Regions from separate parts of the Homo sapiens genome. Here region 2 is linked to region 1. The links are chromatin loops, found by intact Hi-C in ENCODE. Cell type or tissue: CD4-positive, alpha-beta T cell. All regions are shown on one strand. Links, peaks and the distances in the headings refer to the core of each region. The heading gives the core; the rest is flanking DNA. Region 1 holds the start of DKC1 (dyskerin pseudouridine synthase 1). Region 2 overlaps GAB3 (GRB2 associated binding protein 3).

Evidence for each region. Peaks named below come from ENCODE experiments on the same cell type or tissue, not always from the same donor. Only the 100,000 strongest peaks of a DNase experiment are listed, where the experiment ranks them.
Region 2: a loop joins it to region 1, with 15 times the contacts of the local background. A loop is called at or near these places in 9 of 110 quality-filtered maps.

The regions. Positions count from the first base shown.
Region 1 is chrX:154,759,138-154,768,030 of GRCh38, reverse strand. DKC1 (dyskerin pseudouridine synthase 1) reads right to left here and starts at 5,167. Exons shown (of 15, transcript NM_001363.5): 1 at 5,050-5,167; 2 at 3,065-3,132; 3 at 2,501-2,587; 4 at 2,033-2,124; 5 at 1,631-1,815; 6 at 970-1,034; 7 at 649-775. The coding sequence starts at 5,065. RefSeq lists enhancers at 4,637-4,736, 5,487-5,546 and a silencer at 5,087-5,386. In CD4-positive, alpha-beta T cell, for the core only: no CTCF peak of the experiment used is centred there; DNase peaks (open chromatin) are centred at 4,500, 5,320 and 5,860; H3K4me3 peaks cover 2,317 bases; H3K27ac peaks cover 2,283 bases.
Region 2 is chrX:154,707,290-154,716,182 of GRCh38, reverse strand. GAB3 (GRB2 associated binding protein 3) reads left to right here. Exons shown (of 10, transcript NM_001081573.3): 2 at 1-157; 3 at 2,757-2,976; 4 at 3,482-3,954. Among named protein-coding and RNA genes, the nearest start is that of GAB3, 39 kb to the left of the region's middle. RefSeq lists a silencer at 978-1,087. In CD4-positive, alpha-beta T cell, for the core only: CTCF peaks have their summits at 850 and 1,052 (motif pointing right); DNase peaks (open chromatin) are centred at 1,072 and 3,122; H3K27ac peaks cover 366 bases.

The DNA.
Region 1 (8,893 bases), core at 387-8,386:
AATGTACAAAAAATTAGCCGGGCATGATGGCGGGCGCCTATAGTCCCAGCTACTTGGGAGGCTGAGGCAGGAAAATGGTGTGAACCCGGGAGACAGAGTTTGCAGTGAGCCGAGATCATGCCACCGCACTCCAGCCTGGGCGACAGAGCGAGACTCCGTCTCAAAAAAAAAAAAAAAAAAAAAAAAAGATCTGTAATTCTGATATTAGCAGAATTTTTAACACTTAAGTTGCAGGTATATTCAGCATGGTATGTTTCATGGATGGGAGGAAAATTGGCATTGTCTTAAATTTACTTCTGACAACAGAAACTTCTAAGCAGTCAAAATTGCAACAAATAAAAAACACATGCAAAACATACTTTGGTGAAAACACTTACCTTTGAACAAAGCACCGAACTACACAAATGCAGAATGAAAACATTTCAACTCCAGCAGAAGCAGTCATCATAAAAGGTGTAAAAGCCATCTCACTTTACTAGGCACTGTTCACTTTTTCAACAAAAGATAACAAAAACTATCGCCCACAGACAATATCCCAGCTGTAGGGCAGGTTTTAGAAAGTCTTCAACTTCAAGGGCATCTACTTTTAATAAGAGAACAGAATCCTGAAGAATGTGTTCATACCCACTCACAGGCCTAATGACTCACCTAATCTTCTTTCAGGATCGTATTCAATCATTTTGCTCTCGTAGATGGTCCTCACTCGGAGCTGCCTCTTTACTGCAGCAATAAGTGGGGGTCGCTGGAATAAGGCACCTGTCAGAGTTTCTAGGGCCTAAGAACAAACACAAATGAAAACAAACACCTCATCAGAATGTACATGTGCAGTCACTGGTCCAGGCTGGCTGCAGCAGCCGACTGAAAAGGGGACAAAAGGAGTCAGTCAGGACAGCTAACCCATCTCCAGATGTTTAGGGGCTCAGAGATCCAAGTCAACAAAGGGTGTCCTCCCTACAATTGCAGACTTACCCTAGAAAGCTGGGTCCCCCCTTCAATAGCATTGTGCAGCCGGACAATCCCCACATACTCTTTGCCTGAAAAATGACAAAAGAGTAGTCAGGTGTGGCCACTGAGTTTTCTGTTTTCCATATTTCTTATATGCTCAGTCACTCCCATTTTGCACAGCAGGAAAAGCGGCAGTTTGACCTTGTGTTTCTATAAAATTTGCATTAAGAGAGATTTCATGGTGATGATGTGGGAAAGAATGAAGACACTTTCTCACTGGGAATTCAATGTACTAACAGGGACAGTTGGGAGTACTCAGTGTAGAAGCTGCGTGGAAAAAGCCTTGCAAGATAAGCAGGCTTTTCTCAGATAAAAATGAACGAAGGATACTTTAGGCAGAAGCGGTAGCACAGAGTGAGAAGCCTGGAGTGACAAGCTGAGAGCTGAACCCGGACAAATGGATCCAGTCAGCTTGATGAATACATGCTTAGTATGTGGAATTCCAAAAAGCGCGGACCACCAAGATCTGGCAGGGGACAGAACGTACACAGAAACCAAAACAATATCCTTGCTTTAGGATTTTTTTTTTTCTTAATGAAGAAATAGTTTCCAGCAGACAAAACATAGAAGGGAAATACAGAAAGCTTTTCACTCTAGCCAGTCCTTCCCTCCCTCTCCCACATACCTGCACTCTGTTGTGACTTCACCAAGCGAGTGGCTCGTTCTATGCACACGATTAAACAACCAGTCACCTTGGGATCCAGCGTACCACTGTGCCCTGTCTTCTCCACCCGAAGTATCCGTCGAATCCAGGCTACCACCTCATGGGAAGAGGGGTTAGAGGGCTTGTCAAGATTAATGAAACCTGTCCTGGAATGGAAAAAAAAAAAATTAATGTATCACCCACTCTTAATGCTCCAGTGAAACAACAAATCTGAAAAGTTAAAAAGAAAAATAATTCACTGCGGGTACAGGTTATATATTCAAGACAAAGCTATTCTGGCATGCCACTGCCTTCCTGAATAGCTGATGTGAAAGCATTTTCAAAAGAAAGTAAGTTTGCACAGTGCCTCCTCCCAACACTTACCTGATATAGTCCCCAATCTCTCTCTTCAGAGGATTTGAACCACATGCAAGAGGTGTATAGTGTGTTGTCCTTACATTCAGCTTATCAAAATTCTACAAAGCAACGACACAACACAAAACAAAATACCATGTCGTGAGCACATGTAAAAAAAGAGTCAGTACCACTATGTGGCCCACAAACTGGCATAGGTCTGCAAGATGGACTAAGTACAAAAACTGAGAACTGTTGACAAACTCAGCAATTTAACATTGTGGGGACATGTGTTCTACAACAGTGTTGAGTGCACTGCCAATTTTTTAAAAACTTGGTTCTCATTTCAGATACCTTAAGGAATCCTGCTTTAAACTGTATCAGTGGGCACTTCCCAAAGTCAAGGATGCCAGCAGTAAGCATTCTCAATCAATTGTTTAACACTTGGAAATAACGTAAAAGCAGGCATTCATCTGATGCACGATTTTAACCACATACCTTTAGCAAAAGGGGCCACTGAGACGTGTCCAACTTAGCAACTTTGGATTCAGGTTTGATAAGAAATTCTTCAGCGTGTTGTATTTCCTTCGACAGGACAGAAATATAACCTATTAAACTTCCCACCCGATTTTGAACAATTCCATTACTGCCATGGAAATGTATGCCTTTTAAACAGAAAACAAGGCTTCCTATGCCTTTTCACTGGGACCTCCAAGGGAAAGAGAGAGAAGAAATGAACCAGGAGTACAGAGGGGAAGTGAAATGTCACTAAGATGGGTCCAAACATTTAAAGAGAAAGGGGGATGGCGGGTCTGTGGGTGGCATAAGGAAGACAAATTCAGAGACAGCAGTTGGTAAGGCCAGCACCATTTAGTAAGCTATGCCTGAAGGACACTTGGACTGTCTGGGGCTGTGTCATTTCAGTGCTTTTTCGAATCTACACAATGACTACCAATGCTGGCCCATTCCTTGGAAACCTTTAAAAACACTTCTTTCCTTTAGTTTGTTATTTAAGTAAACTTTCTTTTTAGTCAAAGTGAAGTCAAACACATTACTACTCACGGCTACATCTTCTTCTGGCAATGACTTCCGCTCCTTTTTCTTCTTATGTTTCTTTGGCAAAATAATTACTAAAAAAACAAACACAGGATTTGGGAATTTTCCCCAAGAATAAATGAAACAAGGGTTTAAAATAAAGACCGAAATTAGGGCAGGTAGGAAATGGATTTTAGGTCTACAATTACAGTCACATGCCACATAATGTTTTGCAAGTACAGACTGCGTATGTGATGGTGGCCCCCATAAGATTATAACAGAGCTGAAAAATTCCTATCTCCTAGTGATGTCTTGATGATCCTGACCCTGTGTAGGTCAAGGCTACTGTGTGTGCTGTGTTTGTGTCTTAGTTAACAAAAAAAAATTTTTTAAGAAAAAAATTAAAAAATTTTAAAATAGAAAACTTATAAATAAGGAGATAAGCAGAGAAAATATTTACGTACAGCTAAATAATGTGTTTGTTTTAAGCTAAGTATTATTACAACAGTCGAAGTAAAAAGTTTATAAAGTTACAGTAAGCTAAGGTTGATTTATTCTGAAGAAAAATATATTTTTATAAATTTAGTGTAGCCTAGGTGTACAGATTATAAAGTCTCCAGTAGTGTAATGTCTGAGGCCTTCACATTCAGTCACCGACTCAACCAGGGCAACTTCCAGCTCAGCAAGCTCCATTCATGGTAAGTGCCCTCCTCTACGGGTGCACCACTTATAACCTTGTGTACTATATATATATAATATACATACATATAATACATACATATATAATATACATATATACACACACATATTTATATATATATATAATTTTTTTTTTTTGAGACGGTCACACTCTTTCCCCAGGCTGGAGTGCAGTGGCAGAAACTCGGCTCACTGCAACCTCCTTCTCCAGGTTCAAGCAATTCTCCTGCCTCAGCCTCCCGAGTAGCTGGGATTACAGGCGTATACCACCACGCCCACCTAAATTTTTTGTATTTTTAGTAGAGACGGGGTTTCACCATGTTGGCCAGGCTGGTCTTGAACTCCTGACCGCAGGTGATCCGCCAGCCTGGGCTGGGATCACAGGCCTGAGCCACCGCGCCCGGCCCTGTGCTATATTTTTACTGTCCTTTTTCTGCTTAGACATGTTTAAGTACACAAACTCTCGACGCTGTGTCCCAACTGCCTACAGCATTCCGCACAATACCATGCTGTCCAGGTTTGAAGCCTAGGAGCCATACGCTACACCATATACAGCCTAGGTGTGTAGTAGCCTATGCCACCTAGGTTTGTGTAAGAGCCCTCTGATGTTCACACAATGATGAAATCGCCTAACGACCCATTTCTTAGAACGTATATCCGTAGGTAAGCGAGAAAACAAGGTGTGTAAGGCCAAATGTATGGGTCCCATGGCTGGGTAACTGACTGTAGGCTACTGCACGTGTCGGCTTCCCTTCCGGTTCACCACGTGGCTATGGCAGAGCTTAAACATCCCACAGAAGCGCTCACGCAGGGGGCCGGAAAGTTCCATAAGCGACCACTCGACTGTCCCCGCGGGCTTGTGGCCTCTAGAACTTTCTTGCAACTCGGAGCTCTATCCCTGCTCCGGGGTCCCTCCGCTCCTTTTCTTCTCGGCCCGTTTCCACTACCCTTGCTCCCCTAGTCGCATGGAGCTGTAACGGCGGCGTCCGGGCTGGCAGCAGCACAGACACTGCCACGTCCCACGCCACCGCGGGGTGGGCAGCACGGCAGATGTCTTTCGACGGCGACCCGGACCCCAGGGAGGTGAGAGGGCCGAGCCCCATCATGCCAAGTCACCGCGAGGGGCTCCCACTCTCGCGCCCTTGCCACGGAGCCAGGGCCGAGAGACAAGGCCGGCTTAAGGCCGGGCGGTGAAGAGGCCGACACGCCGGCGGGAACCAGAGGGAGGCGTGCGCGGGCCCCGATACCATCCCCCCACCCCCGTTCCCCGAGTCGCCCGGAGTTAGCACGGCCCGGAAGCCTGCAGCCCTTACCTTCCGCATCCGCCATGTTACCCTGCACCGCGTGCGTGCCGCCCGGTCCACAGCCGAGGGAACGACCGCAGACTCCCGCCGCCTTGGTCCCGTCAGGCCGCGCTGCTAGGACCCACCCACCCGCGCACTGCCCTGTGCGTGCCTTGCCGCGGGGCGGGAGGAGGCGGGGCCATCCCGGGGGCGGAATCCGAGGCGCCCGCTGGTCGTCTGCGCAATGCGATTTGCTGGCTCGGCCAGTACGGAGGGCGAGACCGCGCATGCGCTTCGAGCCTCAAGCAGCCTGGTTGGCCCAGGCTGGAAGCGCGAGTGCCGCCCGCCCCGACAGCCCGGAGTCTGTGGGCGTGGCCCCAGCTGTAGTTGCTTCACCTCCGGGTTTAGCTCCGCGCCTGCGCCTGGGCTCACGGCTGAACGCTCCGTAAACAGTACCTCTTTCTTTGCTTTCTCACACCGACCCTTTCAGGTTGCTGTTGGATCAGTCCTGATGCATAAGTGAACATGTTGAAGCTCGGAGAGGTTGAAAGGCCTTTGCTGCTTGCAGTTCCCATCCAGCTAGAGCAGATGGCCAATAGGAGTAGTGTGCGTGCCACATGTTGACTTTTAAATTTTCCAGCAGCAACATGAAAGAAGAGTAAAAAGAAAAAGGTGAAAATGATTTATAATGAATTTTTTTAACCCAGCGTATCCGAAATATTATCATTTCCACATATAGGCAAAACACAACAGTATGAATGGGGTATTTTACATTGGTTTTTTTTTTTTGTCCCCGCAAAGACTTTCCGGTGTGTGCGTTTATGCTCACAGCACACCTCAATTTGAACTCTACGACCGGGCTTCACGCCAAACAGCAGAGACAAAGCACTGGCACTAAATCTCATAGAAACAGGATGAGCCTGGGTATCATGATAGGCAGCAGGGCTGGAAGCTGGAACCAAACTGATTTCTCCCCAGGGATCTTTGGTGGTGTCTAATTGATCACAGTGTCCTGTAGTAAGCCATCATGATCTGTATAACCCCGGTAACTCTAGGTCTGGCTAAAGGCATTCTGCCTTGAATCACCACAATGGAAAATCATGGTGCCTCATCTAATTCCCAGATCTAGTCAGTCCACAGGCCAGAGCCCGTGAGGTGAGCCTGTAAAGGTGAGGCCAGGCACATGTAACGCTACAAGTGTGTACTTTCAGCCTGCCTCCTCCCTTCTCGTGGGACCCGTGGCCATTTACCAGGGGCTTGCACTAGCCCGTGTGAATCACTGGGGAAGTAGAATGCCACTTGGTCCAATGGTCAGAAGTGGAGTCAGCCCACGTCCCTTTCACTATCAGCCACCCTGTGGCTCTTTCCCCGGTTCTTGAATCCATACTTGTAATAAACACAATTGGTAGCTGGATAAATTCCCAGAGGGGCTTCCTGACTCAAGGACTGAGGGTGATAATGGAAGGAAAGAACAAAGGAAGCCTCTGGCACATTATCATAATTGAGTCCCTGGGAACTGATTTGATCATCTCACTGTACCCCAAGACATCATGCTGAGTGGACCTGATGCATAGGAAGTGGCAAATATTTCACCACAAGGTGAGAGAGAAGCCCCTTGAAAATTCAGGGAGGTGATACCTCAGTGAACTTCCTGGGCATGCAGTGGGCTGAGGCATGTTGAGACGGTCCCTCCAAAGAGAAAGACAAGTTGCCTTACTTGGAACCCTCTGCTTGCTAAAAAAGAAGCATGACACTCAGTGGGCCATTTTCTGGAGATGGCATACCCCATTAGGATGCTACACAGAGCCTTTTCCAAGCTTTAATAAGAGACTCACAGTTCAGCCCTCTGGAATTTGAAATAAACTTAAAGCTAAGACCTCCACACACAAAAAATAATAATTTGCCAGGAGGAAAAGCTCCTGGCTTGCTGTAATTATTTACTGAAACGGAATGACTGTGATACATGTGGTCTTAAGACCTGACCTGCCCATGATAAACTGGGTGTTGTCTGACCAAACCATGAGTACCATCAAGTACAATGATGCAGCCACTTTAGAAAATGGTCTGGCAATTCCTTGAAAGGTTAAACACAGAGTTACCATATGACTCACCAATTCTACTCCTAGGTATAGACCCAAGAGAATCGAAAATGGATTTTTAGATAGATGGTTGTACACATATGTTCATAGAAGAACTGTTCACAATAGCCAAAAGGTAGAAACAACCAAAATGAACAGATGAATAGATAAACAAAATGTGGTCTATTCATACAATGGAGCCGTAAAAAGGGATGAAGTACTGATCCATGCTACAACATGGATACAACATTGAAAGCATTATGCTGAGTGAAAGAAGCCATTCACCAAAGGCCACATTTTGTGTGATTCCATTTATAGGAAATATCCAGACTAGGCAAATCTAGAGACAAAAAGCAGATTAGTGGTAGCCTTGGCCTAGGAATTTAGGGGAACATGGGGAATGACTGCTAATGGGCACAGAGTTTCTTTTTGAGGTGATAAAAAAAGGTTCTAAAATTACATTTTGGTGATGGTTGCACAGGATTTCAAGAATTGTGGGATAGGATGGCCACTCATGATGGTTTGGGATCATCTAAATGACAGCCAAATTCCTCGAATTTTTGGTTTGGGTCACAGAGGGAATTTCTATAACAATGCTTAAGGAATTACTTATCTTTTACAGGCACAAGAATAAAACAACTAAAAACCAAACTTTAAAATTTTGACCCATCACCTTTCCAAATTACAAAACTCAGTGAGTTCGCAGCCTTCTCAGTTCTCTTAGTAAAGGTTGGGGCCACGATCAGAAAAGCATAGAACACTGGGATTTGAAATGGGAGTAAATTGGAGAATTGGGAGTCCCCAGAATCCCCAACTCTTACTGAGCCTCCATTGTTAAACAACCCCCACGTTTATCTGATTGCAGGTTCCCTTACTGTCTCATGAGGGAATTAGCAGGGAAGCAAAGGCACTTCCCTCCTACTCTCCCACCCCAATGTCTCCAGGCCTGTAACTAGAGTTAACCTCTACATTGCCTCAACTGAACAATTTAAGTCATGCAGCAGGAGAAAGCTTGCATATGAAAACAGTAGTAGGAGTTTGCAAACATGTACCAGGAAACAGGTAATATTTATGTAAATGATATGTGAAGGTTCTTGACCCAAAAAGAGAGAAGATCATTTTAAATCAGGCTGATTTCTTGGTATAGACGCTGGAATAGAGGTTCATGTGGAGGTGATGCCTGGACCAAGAAGCCTATCCCAGAGCTTTAACTGCAATGGACGATAGAGTTCAGGTGAGAGTGTACAAGGATTGAAGGAGGTGTTTTGCTAATAAATGCTGTAAGCTACTAGATTCCCATCCCAGATTATTTTTCACCACATTGTTTTCACCACATCTAGCCAGGTAACCAAAACAAAATTCTTGCATTTGTCTGAATGCAAGACTCATGGAAGACTTTGCTTCTAGTACCAAATCTTGTGCCACTTAGAAATGTTTTGTTTGGAAGTACAAGAAACAGACTGTTATTATTGGAAGGGTATTATAGACTGTGGGACTCAATAAAGAACAGGTTTAAAGAGTGGGGTGAGTGAACATTAAGGGTAGGCCTCAAAATTGTTTATGTCTCATCTCTCACCTTCACAGCACCACACCACACCAAGTTATACCATTAAATAAGACTTTAGTGGATGTTGGCAGAGGTAAAAACTGAAAATCACATTTAAAGAAAGGCATGTGAAACAATAGCTCTAAATATCTTTTTGTACTCTAAGAGAAAAGCCCCTAACAATGCCCTGCATGGATGCTCTTTAGTTCCCAGCCTGCTCTCCTGCCCTCAGGTCCTGTAGGGTTATACT
Region 2 (8,893 bases), core at 637-8,636, 52 kb after region 1:
AGCTTTGTTCGGAAGGAATTTCAGAATAATTTCGTGTTCATTGTCAAGACTACTTCCCGTACATTCTACCTGGTGGCCAAAACTGAGCAAGAAATGCAGGTGTGGGTGCACAGCATCAGTCAGGTCTGCAACCTTGGCCACCTGGAGGATGGTGCAGGTAAGAGCGGAGTTGGGGCTCCCATGTGCTAAGGGGTATCCCAGGACTGGAGGGTTACTGCAGAAAAACAGTTCAAGATGCCAAGCCTGCCTCCTTGAGGGTGTTTTGGCAGGCTAATTTATATCAGAACTGTTCCTACCAAATACAATACTGGAAATTGCCCTCTTTTACCCAGTCCAAATGTGGGAAGGCAGAGTCCATGAGCACACTGAGCATTGCAGGTTACTTTAATGGCTTTAAAACCCCTTCATGTCTTTGCTCTCATTCAGCCACAGTGAAAGTCAAATGTGGATGAGGATGTCTTCCCATGATGCTGACACTCATGACCTTCTAGAAATATCAAATATTGCCATACTTCAAAATATTGTGGAACTCCAGCATTTCTGGTGCCTATTGGGTTGTTCATCACTAAATGGTAGAAAGAGAGAACTTGGCTACTTATCGTAGGCAAGAAAGATTTCCTGATACCTCCAAATGTCTCAAGTTCTCTGCAGAGGAAATTAGTTGTAAGTTTGCTCTGGGCCATTTCTGGGCAGTGGGAGCAATTGACCCATGAAGAGTACCCCAGAGTCTCTCTCTCTCTCTCTCTCTCTCTCTGCCACACGCACACACGCACACACGCACACACACACAACTCATCCTATGTAATTTTCCAGGTATATTGTAACCTAGGGTTACAATTAACTTCCCTTCATGGATTTTGTTGTTGAGCCCCTGACATTATTGCAACATGTCCTATTCCTCAAAATATGAGATTTTGAATCTGGTTTCTTTTAGCCTCTTAGTCTAGTAGACAAAACTTTGCCCCTAAATCCTGTAATCTATAGTTGCTTCAACATTTTAAGAGTTACTGCATGGTTTCCACCATCTGCCACTGAAATATCCACACTCTAACGCTAGGTGGCAATGGAGAGTCAGAATTGAATCTCCCTCCAGGACAGGCACAAGAGTGTGCTTTCTGAGAACACATTCCTTTTCGTTTCATGAACCAGGGAAGCATATTAAGTGAGGCTATTCAATAATATTGCTGAGCATTGGGAGCACTCAAATAAAAGGAAATGAAGTGATGGCAAGTTCTTTATCCTTGGTACAATGGACAAAACTTAATTGGAAAAGCAGCATTAAGTAGGTTCTGGCTAGAGTCTGACATTATGCAAATCAAGCAGAACCTCCCTGACCAACTAACTTCTCCAGCCTTGCTGCTGGCTCTTTACCACCCTGTTGTGCACCTTCAGCCTTAACTAGGTATATCGTCGTATACTGTGTTATATATCTCCTCTGTTTCTTTCCTTATCCAGGAGTTATCCTAAAACATACATATATAATATGTTTCCCAATAACCCAAGAGCACCAGGAATGAGTAAGGCACCAGGCCGAAACTGGAGAGCCTGTCCCGGCATGAAGTTGGAGGAAGCCAGAAAACTCACCTATGACCCTTTCCATTCTCTGTAGCCCCCCGCCTCAGTTTTTAGAACCACATAAGAGCAGGGTCCTCTTCATCTGAGAATTACACCCAAAGGGCTTTCTTGTGACTTTTCACAGAGTGTTTGGTTCTGTCTCCAGCAACCATATAGTAGTCAACACATTGTGTGTGTACCCTGGCCAGGATCTCTGTTGAAATGCTTTTGTATATTAACTTGTCTCATCCCCACAGCAGTTCTATGGCCTATGTGTGATTACTATCTCCACTTTATAGAAAAGGAAACTTGGAGAAGGCAGGCCATGTAGTAATGGCTATGTAGTAGAGCCTGGACTTGAACCTAGTTAGTTCTGGGTCATCCTGACTCAGGAATCCTGGACTATTAACTTGGTTCAAAAGGGAAATAAAAGCAGGCTTTTCATTGGCTGTTTCTGATCTGGAGTTCTCATTGATTCCTGATTCAAATTCATCTTAAGGACCATGTTCTCAGGTGATGGGGAGAATGTTATGCTCCTTGAGAAAAAGAAATGGACTTTTCCAGCCACCACAGCACTGTGTTTCTTTCCTTCCCTTTACTTATAACAGTGATGAACAGGACTCTTTATTTATGTGTTATTTGTCTGTCTTCTCTGCTAGAATCTAAACTTCAATAAGGGCAGGATCTTTGTCTTGGCTGTATTGAGGGTTAGTGGCATTCTGGGCACATGGTAGATGTAATAGGTATTCTATATAGACATATACCTATATAATAAACATGTATAGGTATACATACATATATGCACAAGTACATATATAACTATATGCATGTACTTGTTATGCATATATATATATATATATATATATATATATATATATATATATATGTTTGTTAGTTGAGTGAAAAAACAATGAGGCAAGGCTGCTGCTGAGGGCCATAAAGAAGCTGTGCGTAGATTAACTGCAGATTTTTGGGCCAAGAATGCTGGGTTTTTTACTCTTAATTGATTCAACACTTTGCTCTTGAAACATTGGCCTTCTTTCCCAGACATTGTTTATAGCTTGGGGAAATGGTCTTCTCCATCAGTACAAACACCAGCTGTGATTTGCATCTTCTGTTTGGCTTCTTTGATGCTGTTGGAGAAATTTTGAGTGCGTGTTATAGCCATTCTTAAACATTAACCTGGGAAATGATTTCTCCAGCAGATTCCATGGAGAGCCTCTCTTACACGCCCTCCTCCCTGCAGCCATCCTCTGCCAGCTCCCTTCTTACCGCCCATGCTGCCAGCTCCTCTTTGCCAAGAGATGACCCAAACACTAATGCCGTAGCCACTGAGGAAACCAGAAGTGAGTCAGAGCTTCTCTTCCTTCCAGATTATCTGGTTTTGTCCAACTGCGAGACTGGAAGACTGCACCATACCAGGTATGCTTATGCCCAGGACTCTGTCTGAGCTGGGCCTGCTAGCATGCTCTCTAGAGTCACACTGCCTCCTCTTGCAGTCCGTAGCTGAGATGTGTTCAGTGTGCTTCACCAAATTAGTCCATTTAGTGGTAGCATTTTCTAGTGGGTGTGTCTGCTGTCACCTCTCTTCCTGCCAATGTCAAGGCAGGAACAGATTGCTATGAACCACTGTGAAAGATGAAGCATGTAGTATACTAAACAGAATGAGTCATGCTTTTCAGCATTGTGGTTTTCACTTCTAGCCTTGCATTTTCATGTGTATCTGATGCTTAGAGGATGAAAAAATCAACAAACCATTTTTCTTTTGCCACACCAAGGGGTTGGTGTAACTGAGTGTTGTAGAGGGAATGTGGCTATGCAAGTAGCAAGCAAGGTGGTACTGGGGAGATGGGAATGAGGCCAGCGTTGGTTTTGTGGTGGGTGGATGGCTGCATTTTAGTCCAACTTACATGCTTTTCTTCCCCAGTCTACCCACCAGATGTGATAGCTGGTCAAACTCAGACCGTTCATTGGAACAGGCTTCATTTGATGATGTTTTTGTTGACTGCCTGCAGCCGCTCCCCTCCAGTCATTTGGTCCACCCCTCATGCCATGGCAGTGGAGCTCAGGAGGTGCCATCCTCGAGGCCTCAGGCTGCCCTGATCTGGAGTAGAGAAATCAATGGGCCACCCAGGGACCACTTGTCTTCTTCACCATTGCTGGAAAGTTCCTTAAGTTCCACCATTCAGGTAGATAAAAATCAAGGTTCCTTACCCTGTGGAGCAAAAGAACTAGACATTATGTCCAACACTCCACCTCCCCGCCCCCCTAAGCCAAGCCATCTGTCTGAACGGCGCCAAGAGGAGTGGAGTACACACAGTGGTAGCAAGAAGCCAGAATGCACTCTGGTTCCAAGAAGAATCTCCCTCTCTGGTTTAGACAACATGAGAACCTGGAAAGGTAAGTGTTGGGTCCTAAGATTCAGGCGCCAAGAAAACCCGGGCTCCTCTTCACTCTTTGTGCCCATGTGAGGTCATGCCAATGGACCAAAACGATGGGGCTGGGTTAGAATTACCTTGATGTGTGCAGCTTGGTAAAAAGCCACATCAGTAGTGTGTACTTGTGTACATATGTGCTTGTCCCTTGTTCAGGCTGGCCTGATCTTCTAATGGGGCTGGATCCTTGGTGGAAGCATATACCCTGAAAGCAGCACTCTTCTGTTCCTGGATCCCCCCAACCCCTCCTTTGAGCCTGACCACCAGGAGAGACATTTAGGTCCCCATAGATGCTGCAATAGGTTGGAACCCTGGTCCCTTGTGATGGGCTTGCCCATGCAAGTCCTTGCCCATGTGGTAAGCTTCCCACCTGAGTCTGAGCTCCTAGTGTTTTTTGGAGTCACTCAGGGACCCACTTGGTACAAAAGTTGATGTCTTTTGTCTTAACTCAGTCCCATTCCCTTCTTTGCCTCTCTCTCACATACATAGAGAGTCCTGAGACCACAGACCATCACTGCCTTCTATTTTTTAGCAATCCCATCAACCTCATTCATCATCCCACTAGACTTGTTCTTTCCAAATTCTAAGTGGCTGTACAAAGGGCCCTCCCACAGCCCTCTTTTGCCCTTTTCTATAAGGCCATTTATCCTCACGAGGTTATCTTGCAATTCTGCTTGCAGTTCCATCTTCCTCCACCTGTTTCTTTCCACCTGGGCCTCTCTGGCCTTCAGAAGCTGTTTGGTGAAAGCCAATTCAAGCCCATTCATTGTGGTTTTTCAGTAACCTCTTCTTTACTGCTTTGCTGAGCCACCTCATCTTTCTGCCATGAGCCAACCAACCTTAGCATTTTGCTCTTCTTTCTTACATCAGTCTGTATCTCTCAGATACACAGACAGACACAAAAACTAGTTGTCTATCTCTGTGTCTTTCTCCTTTTTTCTTTCTTCTCTCTCTTTCTTTCTCTCTCCATTGAAATATAATCACCCACACATCACTACTTATTTAGGCCATGTTTTCAAGGAATTATGGAAAGTGGAAGGAGTGCAAATTTATTTTCAAATTGTACGAATCTCTCATTCTGACTGAGAATTAAGTCACTAGTAAAAACCTTCCCTAATGTCCCTAATGATGTTACCATTATGTATGTTGCTTCCTTTTGACAGTCCTTATGAAATAGATGTATACTGATTACACAAATGATCTGGATATGCTAACATGTGTGAACAGTTGACAAAAAGGGAAAAATGAAAGTGGTTAAGCAGATTTTAGGAAGTGAAATGAATAAAACCAGTAGAATAATAACATATGAAAATGAATTAAAAGTCTTAAATTGAAGAACAAAAACTTGAAATAATTTGAAATTTCAACACAAACATAAAACAATTAGGTTGTGTTCTTTTACATGAAGGCAAACAAAGATTAAAACTAAGTAAAATAGAGGTTTTGACCATGAAACAAAGACCAAACAACAGTGGTGCCTAGAAGCAAAATGGCTCTGATAAAGCTGAGGGAATGCATAAAGTTTATTGTTCTGCCTTTCCCACTGAGATTTGCCTGGAATCTGTGTTGGTACGTGGTGGCAGAGTGAGGTCAAGGTTCGTTTTTGTCCATCTGGATCTCCATCCGATGACCCTGCAAGGCTGTCCTGTCCCCATGGCTCTCCAGCGCCCCCTCTGCCATAGATGAAGTGCCCATGTATGTGAGGGTCTGAGTTTCCTTTCTGCTTTCTATCCCTTGGAGCCTACTTGTCCAGCTTGCACCAGTGCCACACTCTCTTAATTACTGTACCATTCTGTCTTAATATCCAGTAGGACAAGTCCTCCTGCCTTTGGGAATATAATGGCTATTCTAGGGTCAATTTTACAGTCAGCTGGTCAGGTTCTAGACACACATATATAAATATATTGGGGATTTGAGGAGGATTGCATCCGATCTGTAGATCGGTTTGTGAAGATTTGACTACAATGTTGAATTTTCCAATCCATGAATAGGAAATATGCTTCCATTTCTGTAGGTCTTATTTTTGTATTTTAAAATATTTAATTGACAAATAAAGATTGCACATATTCAAGGTGTGAATGCATATGCATCAGAACATGATGATTTGATATGCATATGCATTATGTACTGATTATTACAATCAAACTAATTAACACATCCATGGCCACCCATGCTGTACATTGGATCCCCCAGACTTGTTCACTTATCACTGAAAGTTTGTACCTTTTGACCAACATATTCTCATTTACCTGCATTCCCCAGTCCCTGACAACCACCATTTTACTATTGCCATGAGTTTGACTTTTTTAGATTCCACATATAAGTGAAATCGTGCAGTATTTTTTTTTCTGTGCCCAGCTCATTTCACTGAACATAATCTCATCCTGGTTTACCCATGTTGTCACAAATGACAGGATACCATTCCTTTTTAAGGCTGAGTAATATTCCATTCTGAATATATACCACATTTTTTATATCCATTATATCCTTTATCCATTCATCCAGTGATGGACACAAATTGACTACATGTTGTATTAGTCCATTCTCAGTATGAGAATGGACTAAAGAACTATTTGAGGCTGGGTGCGGTGGCTCAGACTGTAATCCCAGCACTTTGGGAGGCGGGGGCGGGCAGATCACAAGGTTAGAGGTTCAAGACCAGCCTGGCCAATATGGTGGAACCCTGTCTCTACTAAAAATACAAAAATTACCCAGTGTGGTGGCGGGTGCCTGTGGTCCCAGCTACTCGGGAGGCTGAGGCAGGAGAATCGCTTGAACCTGGGAGGCAGAGTTTGCAGTGAGCCAAGATCACACCACTGCACTCCAGTCTGGGCGACAGAGCAAGACTTCGTCTCAAAAAAAAAAAAAAAACTGCCGGAGACTGGGTAATTTGGGTAATTTATAAAGCAAAGAGATTTAATTGACTCACTCACAGTTCCACAGGCTGTACAGGAAGCATGGCTAGGGAGGCCTCAGGAAACTTACAATCATGGAAGAAGACAAAGAGGAAGGAAGCATGTCTTACATGGCTGGAGCAGGAGGAAGAGAGTGAAGGGGGAGGTGCTACACACTTTTAAACAACCAGATCTCGTGAGAGCTCTATCACAAGACAGCACTAGGGGGATGGTGCTGAACCATTAGAAACCACCCCCATGATCCAATCACCTCCCACCAGGCCCTACTTCCAACATTGGGAATTACAATTCAACATGAGATTTGTGGGGGACACAGGGCCAAACCATATCACATGTTGTGGCTATTGTGAATAGTGCTGCAACAAACACAGGAGGGCAAGTATCTCTTTGACATACTGATTTCATTTCTTTTGGATATGTATCCAGAAGAGAGATTGCTGGATCATAAGGTAGTTATATTTTTAGTTTCTGAGGAACCTCCATACTGTTTTCCATAATGGCTATACCAATTTACATTCCCACCAACAGTGTACAAGGGTTCTCTTCTCTACATGCTCTCCAACACTTGTATTTCTTGTCTTTTTTGATATTAGCCATCCTCACAGGTGTGGGCCGATACCTTGTGTGGTTCTGATTTGCATTTCCATGATGGTTAGTGATGTCGAGCATTTTTTCATATACCTGTTGGCCATTTGAGAAATGTCTATTCGGATCTTTGCCCATTTTAAAATTGGGTCATTTAGTTTTTTTGCTACTCAGTTATGTGAGTTCCTTATATATTTTTACTGTTAACCCCTTTTATATGATTTGCAAATATTTTCTCTCATTCTCTAGGTTGCCTTTTCATTTTGTTGATTGTTTCCTTTGCTGAGCAGACACTTGTTAGTTTGATGTAGCTCCGCTTGTTTATTTTTGCTATTTTTGCCTGTGCATTTGGAATCATATCCAAAATATCATTGTCAATCAATACCAATGTCAATGAGCTTTCCCCCTATATTTTCTTCTAGGGGCTAAATGGTTTTAGATTTTAGATTGAAGTCTATAATCCATTTCAAGTTAATTTTTTGTATATGGTATAAGAAAAGGGCCCAAGTTCATTCTTTTGCGTGTGGATATCCAGTTTTCCCAACACAATTTATTGAAGAGACTCTCCTTTCTCCATTGTGTATTCTTTGCTCTCTTGTCAAAGCATAGTTGACCATGTACATGTGGGTGTATTTCTGGCCTCTCTATTCTGTTCTTTTGGTTTATGTATCTGTTTTTATGCCAGTACAACGTAGATTTTATTTAATTTGTGTATATAATGTTTTATAGTTTTTAGTGTAGAAATTTTACATATCTCTTATTAATACATTTCCGTGTATTTGCTATTTTTTATGTTATTGTCAACTGTTTTTTGCTGTTGTATGAAAACTTAAATTGAGTTTTGGATTTTGATTTTATATCCAGCTTTTTAAAACTATGGATTATTTTGTCTTTTCTTTGCATATAATTATATTGCCTGCAAATAATAATAGCTTTGTTTTTTCTTTAACAACCCTTGTATTTTTCATTACTTTTTCTTATGTCACTGCATGGGATAAGAAGTCCAGGACGTTACTGAATAGTCCTGGTGACAATACGGATCCTTGTATCATTCCTGATCTCAGATAGAAAGCTTCTAATATTTCACCGTTACAATGTGGTTTGCTGTGGAATATTGTAGATATCATTCATTAGATTAAAGTCATTCACATATTTTCTACTTTGCTAACTGTTATTTTCTAAAGTCATGAATAGATGTATTTCTTTTATTTTTAACTGACAAATAATTGTATACATTTATGGGATACAATATGATGTTTTGATATACATCTATATCATGGAATGATTAAAATCAAGCTAATTAACAAACATTACCTAATATAATTATCATTTTTTGTGGTTGAAGCACTTTATAATCATATTATTTTTATCATGTTAATGTCAAGAAATTCACTGGATAATTTT